3 separate regions of the Mus musculus genome follow, and regions 1 and 3 are each linked to region 2. The links are chromatin contacts, found by Hi-C or POLR2A ChIA-PET in ENCODE. All regions are on one chromosome and are shown on one strand. The core of a region is the stretch at or near the end of the contact, and the rest is flanking DNA. Distances in the headings are between cores, read along the strand shown. Region 1 holds the start of Ubfd1 (ubiquitin family domain containing 1). Region 2 holds the start of Ndufab1 (NADH:ubiquinone oxidoreductase subunit AB1). Region 3 holds the start of Plk1 (polo like kinase 1).

Evidence for each region. A loop is a pair of places that touch in the nucleus more often than their neighbours do. ChIA-PET counts read pairs that join two places held with the same protein, here RNA polymerase II (POLR2A).
Region 1: a loop to region 2 is called in a map of gastrocnemius, with 4 times the contacts of the local background. The contact joins the promoter of Ubfd1 here to the promoter of Ndufab1 in region 2. A Hi-C loop is called at or near these places in 6 of 37 maps with a recorded cell type or tissue (gastrocnemius, heart and left cerebral cortex). POLR2A ChIA-PET finds 5 or more read pairs at or near these places in 4 of 5 experiments (Patski and embryonic stem cell).
Region 3: a map of T-helper 17 cell shows a loop between it and region 2 (2.3-fold over the local background). The contact joins the promoter of Plk1 here to the promoter of Ndufab1 in region 2. A Hi-C loop is called at or near these places in 2 of 37 maps with a recorded cell type or tissue (CH12.LX and T-helper 17 cell). POLR2A ChIA-PET finds 5 or more read pairs at or near these places in 1 of 5 experiments (embryonic stem cell).

Annotation. Positions count from the first base shown.
Region 1 is chr7:122,065,782-122,070,439 of GRCm38, forward strand. Ubfd1 (ubiquitin family domain containing 1) reads left to right here and starts at 1,417. Exons shown (of 7, transcript NM_138589.2): 1 at 1,417-1,703; 2 at 1,883-2,212; 3 at 3,000-3,208. The coding sequence starts at 1,502. It overlaps Ears2 (glutamyl-tRNA synthetase 2, mitochondrial), which reads right to left and starts at 1,305. Exons shown (of 9, transcript NM_026140.3): 1 at 1,124-1,305. The coding sequence starts at 1,262.
Region 2 is chr7:122,099,044-122,103,633 of GRCm38, forward strand. Ndufab1 (NADH:ubiquinone oxidoreductase subunit AB1) reads right to left here and starts at 2,805. Exons shown (of 5, transcript NM_001360744.1): 1 at 2,612-2,805. The coding sequence starts at 2,779.
Region 3 is chr7:122,156,972-122,161,509 of GRCm38, forward strand. Plk1 (polo like kinase 1) reads left to right here and starts at 2,464. Exons shown (of 10, transcript NM_011121.4): 1 at 2,464-2,979; 2 at 3,565-3,733; 3 at 4,536-4,538. The coding sequence starts at 2,572.

The sequences.
Region 1 (4,658 bases), core at 167-2,666, 35 kb before region 2:
TAGAGGCAGTGCTTGCTAAGTGCCTCTGCTGTACTGGCTCAAACCCGTCAGACAGGCACTATTATTAGCCCTACTTGACAAATCACAAAATTGGGACATAAACAGAGCAAATAATTCTGCCAAAGCAACACATCTAGGGATTGGCAAAGACAAAAATATAGATGCAGAAAATGCCAGGCCTTGGATGCCTGCATAAGTGCTTCTTCCAACAAGGTGAGTATCCCAGTTCATGTTGACCATAGGTAAACACAGACACTGTGATACTTAGATACTTGCAGTCATTTGATAAGCTATTTTACATCACTGAGACTAACAAAAAGAAAGATGATTTTGTTCTCTCGGTTTTGAGACACTCATTTTCTCCCTAGCAGTTTCGTTTATATCAGTCTTAAAAACAGATTCACAACAGTTAACTATGAACCAGGGCTTCTACCACATATCGAAGTTCCACAATCTACATTGCCTGCCTGGAGGTAATGCGTTCTTCCTGTGCAGCTGAGACTCAGAAATATCTTTTCCTGCTGACCCTAGACCTAGAATGAACGGTTGCTCAGTGTGAACAGGGTAGAAGGTGGCTTGAACTAAAGGTTGGGAATTTGTGGGAAGGGAGGAGACACAGAATTCCTAGCAAGATATACATGGGCCTCTGTTTTCTTCTGACTTGCTAAGCTGCCAGCAAACTCAGGCTTTTGTGCATGTCGTTTCCTCTTAGGCTTCAAGCGGGTCTTCTTGACACTTGTTCTCAACTCAAATGTTACCTCTTCAGCAATACCTTCTAGGGCGCCCTATCCCGCTTCACTGCCAAAATGGACACATATGACTCTAGGATTTGTCGGTTTCTTCAAAGCCAGAACCCTGACTTTTCAATGACCACTGCATTATAGCGCATAGGCCTTGGCATAAAGTCTATACGCTCTGCACACAGCGTGCAATAAGAAAGGACAGAGACAATACAACAAGGAAACTTCTAGCAATCTCAATCACTTCAAATCCTAGCCCTCCACCTCCGTCTCTTTAAAACGGGGTCGCGCAGACAACCCCGGAAGGGACTGTTTCTGGAACTTTCGGGGGCGGGGACGGGAAGGTGGGCTGCGGCGAGCGGCGTCACGTCCGTTAGGATTACCTGTGGGGCTGGGAGCGAAGCGCACTCGCACCGGGGCCCCGGGATCTGGGCCCAGACTGGCCTCGCGCCGCCCCACGCGGTGCCCGAGGGCCACCACGTGCGGCTCGGCCAGCAGAAGCCTCTTGAGGGGCGCCGCCATGTGGACTAGAAACACACACGTGGGCTCCTTCGCGCGTCACTTCCGCTCGGCGGGGGGGAAAAAAATCACTCCAACCAATCAACTTTCGCCACAGCGAGCGCGGCCCTGCCACTTAAAGGCGTAAGCCGCCTATCTGGGCTGCTCACGCCCCTCTGGACTAGGGCGGCGATGCGCCGCCGCTCGGGGACCGAGCGCTGCGAGCAGGCGATCTCCCAGACCCGCCCCCTCCGGCTGCGGGAATGCTAAAGCGTGGCAGGGGCCGGCCCGGGAAGCGGAGGAGGCGGGTCTCCATAGAAACCTCCACCTGTTTCCGGCCAGCCTGTGTGAAATTAGGGGCTGGTGCGGGGGCCAATCTCCGCCAGCTCGCTTCTTCCCGGCGGCCCCTGCGGTCGTGGTGGGTGTTGTACACAATCATCATGGCGGCGGCCGGAGCCCCGGATGGTGAGTGTGGCGGGGAAGGCGGTCGGTCGGCGGCTGAAGAGCTTGCGGACGCTGCCGGGGTCGTGGGACCGGGCCTGGCCCCGGAGGGAGGAGCGTGGCGCGGCAACGACGGTGCCCGGGCCCGTTCTCGTCGCAGGCCGGGCTCGTGGCGAGCACCCACCCCCCTAACCCCTTTGCAGGCATGGAGGAGCCAGGCATGGACACGGAGGCCGAGGCTGTGGCCACCGAGGCGCCCGCACGGCCCCTCAACTGCGTGGAGGCCGAAGCAGCCGTAGGGGCAGCGGCGGAGGACTCCTGCGACGCGCGAGGCAACCTGCAGCCGGCCCCGGCCCAGCCCCCTGGGGACCCTGCGGCCCAGGCCTCGGTCAGCAACGGCGAGGACGCGGGCGGCGGTGTGGGCAAGGAGCTGGTGGATCTGAAGATAATCTGGAACAAGACCAAACACGACGTGAAGGTCCCTCTGGACAGCACGGGGTCCGAGCTAAAGCAGAAGATTCACTCCATTACAGGTATTCGAGGAGCTGACACCCGACTGCTTCTACCCACGACCTACCTTCTAGCTCTTGATGCTTACGTCGTGCTAAACTGTTAGCGATTTTCTTGCGCCTAGACTCCCGCTATCCTCACTGCAGTTTTCTGAAATCAGTACTTGTATGTCCATTAGTAATCAGAGAGGGAAAATTAGGCCCAGAATGATAGTGGTACCACCAAGTGGTGGAGTGAGATGCAAGCCTGAATCTTGAGTATTAAGGCTCACCCTTCTAACTAATGTTGGACTGTCATTGCTAGGCGCGGTATTTATGAACTTTACAGGAGATTCTGAACAGGTCCAGTATTTAGCCACGGATTTATTTTCAGCAGACAGATCAGTTTCATAAGGGAAGTTCATGAAACAGTGTTATCAACTGTCCTAATGGCCCTTTATAAATATTCATACATGGCCGTTTTATTTGTTTTGGTTTGCTACTTGAAATACTTTCCTTAAAGCTTTCTCCATGTATCGGGTAAAAAGCTTATTGGCTTTCTGTATCTCCTACACTTGGGAATTTTCAGTATTTAAGTGGATAGAAGATAGAGTTATAACTTGGAAACAATGATACCTAGACATCAAACAATTCTAAATACCTTACATTCATGTAGAAGGACCAAGTTTTACCAATCAAATAGTCCTGGTGTTCTGAACTCCTTCAAGTTCACAAAGCTGATAGTTGATGGACCAGTATTCACTTCCTGTTTTGTTATAGAAGGGGGATGGTCCACGCATTTCCTGCTTATTCCTTTCCACTTTTTGTCAAGGTCTCCCACCTGCCATGCAGAAGGTCATGTATAAAGGACTTGTTCCTGAAGACAAGACTTTGAGAGAAATAAAAGTGACCAGTGGGGCCAAGATCATGGTGGTTGGTTCTACTATAAATGATGTTTTAGCAGTAAACACCCCGAAAGATGCTGCCCAGCAGGATGCAAAGGCTGAAGAAAACAAGAAGGAGCCCCTCTGCAGGCAGAAGGTGAGACCATTCGGCATCTGCTTGTGGTCCTGGGAATGTAGAGACTGGTTACAGTCTCCCTAGAATAAGCTCCTTTCTGGACAGGGCCCATGATGGAAATGTATGGAGCAGTTGGGTGCAGCAGAGTGGAGTTGACAGCTACCTGAAATATGCATCTTTGTCATCTGGTGGGTCAGTGTGCTTAGACTTCCCGCGTTAGGATAAGGCCTTTGTAAAGGGAGACTCTAGCGAGTTAGCAAAGGAAGTCACAAGTGGGTTTCTCTTAGTAGTGCCAGAGAATATGACCAGTATTGGAATTAAGCCCTTGTTCCTTCTAACTGCTCCCATTTGATTTCTGTGTCTGTGTGTCTTGTCAAGTTCAGAAAATCCAATTCTGGAAAGGTATGGAAGTGGACAGATTTTAGAGGTTCCCCTAAAACTGACCATTTCAGGAAGTCAAACCAAGCTGAAGCAAATGATACTGACACTTGTTTTGTTTTGTATTAATAGTGGTCCTTCTTCATGAAGGAGTCTGAGTTTTTGTATTATCTCTCCTGCTCATTTTTGTGTGCTTGTTTTTTGAGGCACAGGGTTTTACTCTTTATCCCTGACTGGCCTGAAACATGATTTGGAGAATGGCTGGCCTGGAATTTTTAACAATCCTCTTGTCTCTAACTCCCTAGGTCTGAGTTTATGGTCATGTGCCATCATGCCTGTTTATTGTGTGTGTGTGTGTGTGTGTGTGTGTGTGTGTGTGTACAGTACAGAGGATTGAAGCTAGAGTCTTACTCTTGGTAGTAGATAAGAAGCCTGCACTGAGCTGCTCCAGTCTATTACGAACTTTTTATTTACTCTGTATCTTCAACAGAGTAGGTCTCACTTGAACCAGCATTTGAGGGACAGTTGACACTAAAGGCGCATTGCCAGCACTGGGAGAAAGAAAGATGGTTTTCCTTTACACACCCATGTTTACTTTGTAACCCAAAAAGTCTTTTTTTTACAAATTTGGCAGTAAAATTGAAACAGAATTGTGGGAATAGTTATACTATATTAATGTTTTTTGATGGAAACACGAATGTGTTTGAAAGAAATATGTTTAGTGACAAGTGGCTACCCTAGATACCATAGAGAATATTGTGTAGCATTCGAAAACTGTGTTATCTTTACGGAATCTCTGAAACTTTGATTTCAAAACAGCTTTCCTCGGGGTATTTGTTTGTGTTGTACTTGGTGCTAGGGATTGAGCCTGTGACCTTGTCAATCATAACACATGCTCTACTGCAAAGCAGAGTCGCTGTATGTTGAAAAGATGAATTATGATCTAAAAGTAATTATTTGTATGAACCATTTTAATCCCTACATATGGAATCCAAATTTCCTGTAATTTGTTGACGTCATTGGTATTTTCTATCTTCCCCTGACATACCTATGAAGAAAATGTGAGAACTGTCCTCTGTCAAATCCTTAGTGT
Region 2 (4,590 bases), core at 1,555-4,054:
GGCTTGTCCAGCATGAGTGAGACCCCAGGTTCAATTTCCAGACTGTAAAGAAAAGAAGATCCAAGCAGATTTGGAAAGACATGGTGGTTCAGGGCTGCAGTCCTAGTACTTGGGAGGGTGAGGCAGAGTAACATATTCTCACCAACCTGAGTTCCAAGGCTAGACTGAGATAAAGTGAGACTGTCTCAAAGACAACAGTCACAGAAAACACAGGGCTGGTATGAAGTGGAATTAACATGGAAGAGAAGAAACAGTGCCGAGAACAGGCCGTGAGAAAAGTGGTTGGGAGTGTCTTATAGGTATGCAGTTACTAATGTAGGCCACTAGGTGTCAGTAGCTCACCAGGCATCACTGGTAGGTTCCTACAGGGCCAGGTGTATGCCCAAAGATTGACTATGGTAGTATAAGCACTTTACCTTTTACAATGAAACTGACACAGGATGGTTAGGTATCCTGCCCCAAGTTCCCCTGCATTCCCTCTTGGAGTAGCGAAACCACCTTCTCCTGCCAGAGGTTAGAAAAGCACCTTCCGGTGCTGGTGAGATGGCTCAGAGGTTAAGAGCACTGACTGCTCTTCCAAAGGTCCTGAGTTCAAATCCCAGCAACCAAATGATGGCTTACAACCATCCGTAACAAAAATCTGATGCCCTCTTCTGGAGTGTCTGAAGACAGCTACAGTGTACACACATATAATAAATAAATAAATCTTAAAAAAAAAAAAAAGAAAAGCACCTTCCCTGTGGTCAAAACAGGTTGTCTCAGCAGCGTTCTTCCCCAGACTCACATGTGACATAAATCGTCTCTAAGCACCAAAGATGGCACTATGTGCAGTGACTGTAAGCTGGCCTGATCCTGATGAGTTACCATCAGAGTCTATCTTGCTCCCCTTTGTCTTCTGTTTATGAAAAAAGCTTTAAAGGCCATGTCTGTCACCTGCTCACTGCAAACCTCTGGAAATGAAGCACCTCAAACACAGCTGTTTGACATAAACCCTCGCCTCTTCAAAACTCTCCCTTGTTCTACTCTCCATATTCTGGAAACTTCCAAGCCAACTGATTTCACTCATCTAAGCTGGGTGAGTCAGAGAAAACCCTTTAACAAAGCTTGCTTACCATCTGCTTTCTGGCTGTGCAGAGGACATCCACAGTCCAATAACAAATCTAAAATGTTTTGCAAACAACTGTGTCTCCACATCTGTGAATGACCGTAACCAAAACCATTCTGTAAGCATAAAGCAGTTCCTCTACTATCTGTATAAAGCAGACAGAGAGCACACCACCTGTTCAAAGCATGGTCCCAGGACCCCATCTAGAAAGCCCACAAAAATACTTTATGCACAACTTAAGTTTGAGAAGTAACATTTTAGCTTAATCTGAAATTGGTCTCTAGATCCTAAGGCACAGCAGCTTTACTGCCCTTTTTTTTTTTTTAAAGATTTATTTATTACATGTAAGTACACTGTAGCTGTCTTCAGACACACCAGAAGAGGGCGAAATATCTCGTTACAGATGGTTGTGAGCCACCATGTGGTTGCTGGGATTTGAACTCTGGACCTTCGGAAGAGCAGTCGGGTGCTCTTACCCACTGAGCCATCTCACCAGCCCCCTTTACTGCCCTTTTAACACTTTTATAATGACAACCTTTTGGTCTAGCCAATGGGACAATGGCCTGCCTATCTATTACACTGTCGGTGAATCTCAACACAGGATGTAGAACCTTAGCTCTTCTTGTAGCGTGCAGGTGTGACTGAAACCACTACTTCAGGAAGGTCACTGAGTATGAGAATCGGTTCTTCAACTTGGCCCAAAGTCTACTACAGTACTTCCTAACCTTGCATGCACACTGGAACTTAAAACGCCATGCCAGGGCTTGATACCAGCGGAAAGAGTCAGAAGGGGAGCGGGAAGAGGGCTAGTTAGGGTTGAAAGTGACATCCTCACAGAGTTTAAGCCCCACACTGGTTTCATCAAATATGCAAACTACACAGGACTTGTTTCCTATCCTTACTTCCAGAAAGTTCACAGACAAAAGGTGCCACAGGGGGGAAATTACAATAGAACTCTGGGAACCTAGAGAATACTCTGCAGAGGACTATTATGGGCAAGTGGCTTTCCTCTTGTGTACGTCCTTGGAAGTGACCACGGTAATTGCCAATCGCAGTAGGTGCTCTACTCGAACTCTCACCTAAACTTCATTGCCACTCCGCAAGGATGAGAGCTGGTGTCCAATTTTGTTCTTCAGTCAAGACTGGGTCAAAAGCCGGGCATGGTGGCGCACGCCTTTAATCCCAGCACTCGAGAGGCAGAGGCAGGAGGATTTCTGAGTTCAAGGCCAGCCTGGTCTACAAAGTGAGTTCCAGGATAGCCAGGGCTATACAGAGTCTCGAAAAACCAAAAAAAAAAAAAAAAAAAAAAAAAAAAGACTGGGTCAAAGTCCTGTGCTCTAATCATAAGACACTTAGCTTCGCGACAGGGGTCAACCAAAACCCGTCAGGCAGTGGGGCTAGCCGTGTACCCCATCACCCCTGCAGGTTCTGTGCAGCCCCTCCCCCAACCCGGACGGCCCGGGGCCCTGACCCCTGACTAGCCCCGGCAAAGTCACCGCAAGTCACCTGCGCGAGCGCCAAGGCGGACTGCAGAGCCCCGGGTCTCCTCCGGATTCCCTCAGGGCATAGGGTGGTGCTGAGCGGCCGCGCCAAGGCCAACGTGGGAAGCCGGGGCAGCGGCGCGAAGGCCGCGGGCAGGCGGCGGACACAGGCGCAGAGGACACGAGACGCCATGGCTACGCCAACCCAGGATGCACTGCGCCGCAGCCTCCCGCCGCGGCCGCAGCTAGCGCCGTACGCCGGCGACGTACAGAGCGGCGCTTGAGGGCTGCGCGGGCGCGGGCGGACCCTAGCGGCTCCCAGCCGCGCTGCACCCACCTCCTTTAGAAGGACAAGGGCTGCTGTGGTTGCAACTGCACAAATGCCATCTAACCCTAAACACTGTCACTGACCCAAAAGAGAAACCGACTTGATTCTTCTCCCAAAGTTCTGAAATATATTGTTGGCTGTCAGTAGAGAGGAAGCGCCTAGCCTCGCCGAGACTTGAAGTAGCGAGGTACCCAGGGGGGTCCCCACCATCTCAGAGACGGAGAAGGGGATGGGGATGGGGGAAGGATTGTGGGAGGGGCTGACCGGGAGCGGGGAGGTAAAGTGAATAATTAAAAAATAAATAAATAAAGAGAAGTTTTAGGCAATCAACAATATGGGTTGGCCCACAATCAGCGAAAGGGGCACTCTCAAGCCTCAAATTAATTCATTAAATAAGGTTTTTCCTCCTAAATAAAAAGGATAGAGAATTTGAGAGGGGAATATGCTAGATTGTGAATTTTATAATGTCTAGCCTATGGGAGAAAGAGGCAGGAATTTCAGGGCAAAATCAACTCGACAGTAATTTTTTGCCTTTTCTTTGTGTCCCTTTCTGCAGAATGGTATATTAAAACTGCATCATTTTCAGAAAAAAAAAAAAAGTTGGGTGGGGATCATGGCATAGTGGCAAACAACATTAATACCATCACTCTGCAGCCAGGAGGATCTCTGAGAGTTGAAGAACACCCTGGTCTACACTGCAAGTTCCAAGCCAGCCAGGGCTACATAGTGAAACCCTATCTCTGAAAAATAAAATATGTCACGTTTCTCCCATAGCGCTAAGATTTTGTTATTGTTGTTTCAGTGAAAACTCAGTACACATTATAAGTGTGAGTTTTAAGACTAGTAGCCAAGTAGGTGTGACTGTCACGTCCTCATTCCCAACTCCAGAGGCTGAGGCAGGAGGATCATCTTATGGTGGTAGCCTAGACTACATAGCAAGGCCCTGTCTCAAAATAGATAAATAAACAAATAACCCCCCCCTCCACAAACCTCCCAAACTCCGTGTGCTTACAGTAACCTGGAGACCAGGAAATGGTGAAGTACAACAGTACATATTTTAAATTTTGATAATGCATGGATGTAGGGAATTTGCCTAGCATGACCGTTCTAGGTTCAGTCTGCAGTACAGCCAAAAGCGAAACTGGACAATGTGTGTATATTACAGATTAGGCAGGTTACTTACAGCTTTGCAGGTAGAATTCATTTTGACACTTCAGGATCTGAGACGGTGAACAAAAATGGACAAGTGAAGCCCACACACCAACTAGACACTAAGCAGGCAGACACCAAAGTCAAACTCCTGCACTAACGCACCTTCAAAGTGCCCTTTCCTTTGTTTTCAGCTAAGACTTTCTGGTGTAAGTTGAACATGCCTAGAAGCGGCCCTGTTCATCCCTCTCAATATCAGAAACGTGTACCCCATAACCTAAAAAATGTGCCTAGTACCTTCATCAATGATTTAAACTGAGCATGCTCAGAAGTCAGTGTGGGGATAAAAGTGTGATTACAAATGGGCCAACCTCCGTGTGGATATATGTGGAGGGGCTCACTGATAACGTTCCTCAGTGGCTTTGTTTAATGAGTTTCTTCCTTTGAGAAGAACCCCTTGGCTTGCCTGACTGATGCGGGCACTGCATTTTACTATGTCTCAGCTGTGCTACTGGGTAAAGCAGTGT
Region 3 (4,538 bases), core at 1,214-3,713, 58 kb after region 2:
TGGAAGCATCGGGAAGGTTGAGAACCACTGCTCTGGACTGACTGCTGGGCATAAGTTCTGCATAGGGCACCCTAACACGGTAAATTCCAGGGGAGCCCCAGGATTTGACTCTGATTGTCCTGACAGTGTCTCCATCCTGGGGAGCATCGCCTTTCCCTCATTGACCTGGGGCCTTCGAACAGCTAAAGGGGTCAGGTACCTCAGAAACGTTCTGTAATACACTTTTATGGTCAGTGGGATTGATTTGAATTGGTTAAATCCAGACCCACTCACAGGCATAATTGTGTTTATATTGTAGGTTGGTCTCCACAGACTTAATACCAGGATGTGGGAGGCAAAGGCAGATGGATCTCTGTCTCAAAAAAAGTTATCACCTTTATTTGGACTGTGCATGAGTGACTGCAAGTGTGGAAGTAGAGGACAATTCCACTGAGTGGGCTCTGGGGACCTACCCTGTGGGCTCCTGGGGTGGGGCTGGGGCAGGATGTGGCACCCCTGTCATGTAGATTCACTTTCCATGTGAAAGGCTAGGTCACCACCAGGTCTGCCAGCTCGGCTCTCACAGTGTCCTAGTAGGATGCCTGCCATAGGCTGGATTCTAACTTAACCTTTTTACAGAACCAAAGATCTCCTGCATGCCAGCTGATTGCTCTACAACTGAACAGTATCATCTTTTAAGTTGTGTGTGTGTGTTCATGTTTGTGCCTGTGAGCACAGGCAATCACATAGAGATCAGAGGACCTCCTTAGAGACAGGCCCTCTCTCTCATTCCACCTTGTTTGAGGCAGTGTCTATCAGTTGGATAATATGAGCTATCAGCAAACATATGAACCCAGAAGCTGCAGTAGCACAGAGCATAAAAAGGCTGTTGCCACATGGCTGGATGACGTGAGTGTAGTCCCTGAGACCCATATACCTAACCTGCATGGTAGAAGGAGAAAACTGACTCTCCTGCAAAACTGACTCTCCTGCATGTTCTCTGACACGCAGAAGCGTGTGCGCATGTGTGTGCGCGTCTAGCCTAGAATTCAGAGGCCTGCCTGCCTGTTTTCCCCAGCACTGGGATTGAGGGTGCATGCCCACTCCTGGCAAGCTTAAGTTTTTGGAGACAAAGCTCTGCCTTATTCAGAAAGTACAATCGTTACCCAGAGACTGGGAAAGACAGCAGCACTGCCATTTTTTGCTCAATCCAGCAATTGGATCTTGCTAAGACCCTCCTGGGGGAACTAGAGCAACAACAGCTTCTAACGGAAGGTATCACTTAAGTGCCCAGATAGGCAGGGGGGCAAAGAGGGTGTCTGGGAACAGTGACCAGAGCTGGCCGTTTTTTTCTATGAAAAGCCACACGCCTGCTCTGTGTGGCCACTCTTTTTACATGTTGTAAATCCATTTTTTTTTTTTTTTCGAGACAGGGTTTCTCTGTATAGCTCTGGCTGTCCTGGAACTCACTTTGTAGACCAGGCTGGCCTTGAACTCAGAAATCCGCCTGCCTCCCCAGTGCTGGGATTAAAGGTGTGTGCCATTACGCCCCGGCTCATTTTTTTTTTTTCCTAAGTGAAGGCTGAACGGACACTTCGGCAGGGCAGACTTGGCCTTGGTATACCGGCATGCTAGCACTCTTCTAACCAGCTACCCCCCCACCTCTGACTAAAAAATTAATTTTTTCTATTTGGGGCTCTGGGCCACACAACTTGGAACAACCCAGGTAACCTTGCATCGCGGGGCAGACGTCCGGTGTTTCTTACATATCACAGGGCATAGGAATCATCTGAAGGTCTTGTTTGACCGGCAGGTCATGCCTGGGAAGTTTCTTTCCTTTGGGGTTAGTGGAGCGGTAGCTGAGGCTGATCTCGGCTAACTTGTAATCCTGAACCCACGCCCCTCCTTTGCCTTCTTAGGGAATTCCAGGTGCTGCAGATGCTGCTGGCCTCCTGCGTTGTTCAAGAGAAGGGTTGAGTTACTTCTCAGGGGCTGGGAGCCCCTAGTGCCACAGAGGAGATCGGTCCGTTGCGCCGTGAAGGTGCATCTGCCTGCTGAGCTTGCTCAGTTTTGGGTTTATTTAGGCTAGCCGGGGAGAGGGCTGTCCACCGCGGAGGCGGTGCACTCTCAAGCTACCGGTTGGCCTGGAGTTTCAGTTCTAGAAGGCCGGGTCCGGTGGAGGAAGGTGTTAGATCTTAACAGTTAGGAGAAGCCCCTGGAGGAGGCGCAGGTGAACCACATGAGCACGCCCCAGCCGAGGAGCAGAAAGCAGGACAGAATCCTGTTCTTCTAGGGATCTTCACGTAGTTGCTTCGTTCCTGGTTTCCCAGGCAATCCTGAGCAAACGCAGTCCTCCAGTCCCTGCCCATTAAAAATTTCGCCGGCAAGATCGGAGTTTAAAGGCGGCTGCGCCGTAGAGCACTCCCATGGTGCCGCGCGCTGGGCGGGTTTGTATTTTAAATCCCCGCGGCCAATCAGCAACGCGCAGGCCCTTGTAACGTTCCCAGCGCCGCGTTTGAATTCGGGGAGGAGCGGAGCAGAGCAGGACCCTCTGCACCGACTCAGCCAGGTTCGTGGAGCAACTTCGGCATCATGAATGCAGCGGCCAAAGCTGGAAAGCTGGCTCGAGCACCAGCCGACCTCGGGAAAGGTGGGGTTCCGGGAGATGCAGTTCCCGGTGCCCCAGTGGCCGCCCCGCTGGCGAAAGAAATTCCGGAGGTCCTAGTGGACCCACGCAGCCGGCGGCAGTATGTACGGGGGCGCTTTCTGGGTAAAGGAGGCTTCGCCAAATGCTTCGAGATCTCAGACGCAGACACAAAAGAGGTGTTCGCAGGCAAGATCGTGCCTAAGTCTTTGCTGCTCAAGCCCCACCAGAAGGAGAAGATGTCTATGGAGATCTCAATTCACCGCAGCCTAGCACACCAACACGTCGTAGGCTTCCATGACTTTTTTGAGGACAGCGACTTTGTATTTGTAGTTTTGGAGCTCTGTCGCAGGAGGGTGAGTGTTTCAGTCGCAGTGCTGGGGCTCCCACACCTGGAACTTGCTGACAAAGGGGCACCGAGGTTTTGGAGTGACCTAGAGGAGTGGTTGGGTTTCAAACTTTTATGGAAAGGCTTCTAGCGAGGGTACTTGGCACTCCGAACTGCTGAGGCCGGGGTTCTGGGGAAACCGAGACCAGATCCTGTTGCTATTAGGGATGGAGCTCCCAGACGCAAGGCAGCGAGTCGGTACAGGAAATGGATTCATAAAGTGGCTAAGGAAGGGTCCCAGGCTTGGTGTGCCACGCACCTCTAACTTCCGGAGTGGGGCAGGGTCGGGGGAGGGGGCGGCTGTTTGGAGTCAGATTTTAGAGCTTTCAGGAAAGGGAGGGAATCTCCTGCCAGGAGGAAGCCCTGGGTAGGGGAGTCGAGAGTGGGGTTGAGAGAAGACTCAGGAGAGGGTCTGGTGAATGATAGTGACCAACCAGTGTATGGGTAGAACTATCAGAAACCTGCTAAGACTCTCCACTCCGAGCGTCTAGTCCTAGCCACATCCAGCTAGCCACTCTTCTTGGACTTCAGTGACCTCTTTCTCCCTCCTCAGTCCCTCCTGGAGCTGCACAAGAGGAGGAAGGCACTGACCGAGCCTGAGGCCCGCTACTACCTGCGACAGATAGTCCTGGGCTGCCAGTACCTGCACCGCAATCAGGTCATTCACAGGGACCTCAAGCTGGGCAACCTCTTCCTGAACGAGGATCTGGAGGTGAAAATAGGTGAGGTGCTGGGCCTTCGGGTGTCTGGTGTCAGGGCAGGAGGGGACAAGGAGGGGAAGGTGAGGAAATAGAGATGCTGCCCTCTAGTTAGGAAGTGGAAAGTGTGTGTGTGTGTGTGTGTGTGTGTGTGTGTGTTTGTGTGTGTGTGACACTTTCCTTGCCTTTTTTTTAGATGCATTGGTGTTTATGCCTCAACTCAGTAGTTTTGAACTTGGGGCCCCTCCCCCAAATGCTTCTCTATAACCTAGCACTGAGCCAGACCCTCAGCCAATTTCAGGTCTGGACTTACGCTGTAGAGTATGGCAGGCAGCATCTCCTCAGGTGTCTCTTTACTAAGCTGAAAAACCTGCCCCCTTGAGTCTGATTGGCCAGTCCCTAGATCCCTGTCACTTCTCCACACACTTGCCCAGCAGCAGTCACGAAGATCATCTACTTGATTCCCCAGTGCATCTAATTCTGCTATCCTGTGCATTTTAAATTTCATTTACTTATGAATGGAGACAGGCTAACTTCAAGGAGTCAGTTCTTTCTTTCCACTGTGTGGGTCCCAGGATCGACGTAGATCATGTTATCAGTCTTGGCAGCAAGCCCCTTTACCTCCTGAGCCACCTTAACCACCGTAACCCTGCTATCTAAAGAGGTGTGTGGGAGGCTGGCTAGGGCCAGTACAGTGGAAGGGTTCAGGGACTCTGGGGCCTCAAGCCACTAGTTCTCAATGCTCAGGATCAAAACAGAGCTGCCTGCAACCACAGACAGCCCGGGCTTAGCAGCTGAGCACCCTCTCTTCTTTCCTCTGTCCCAGGGG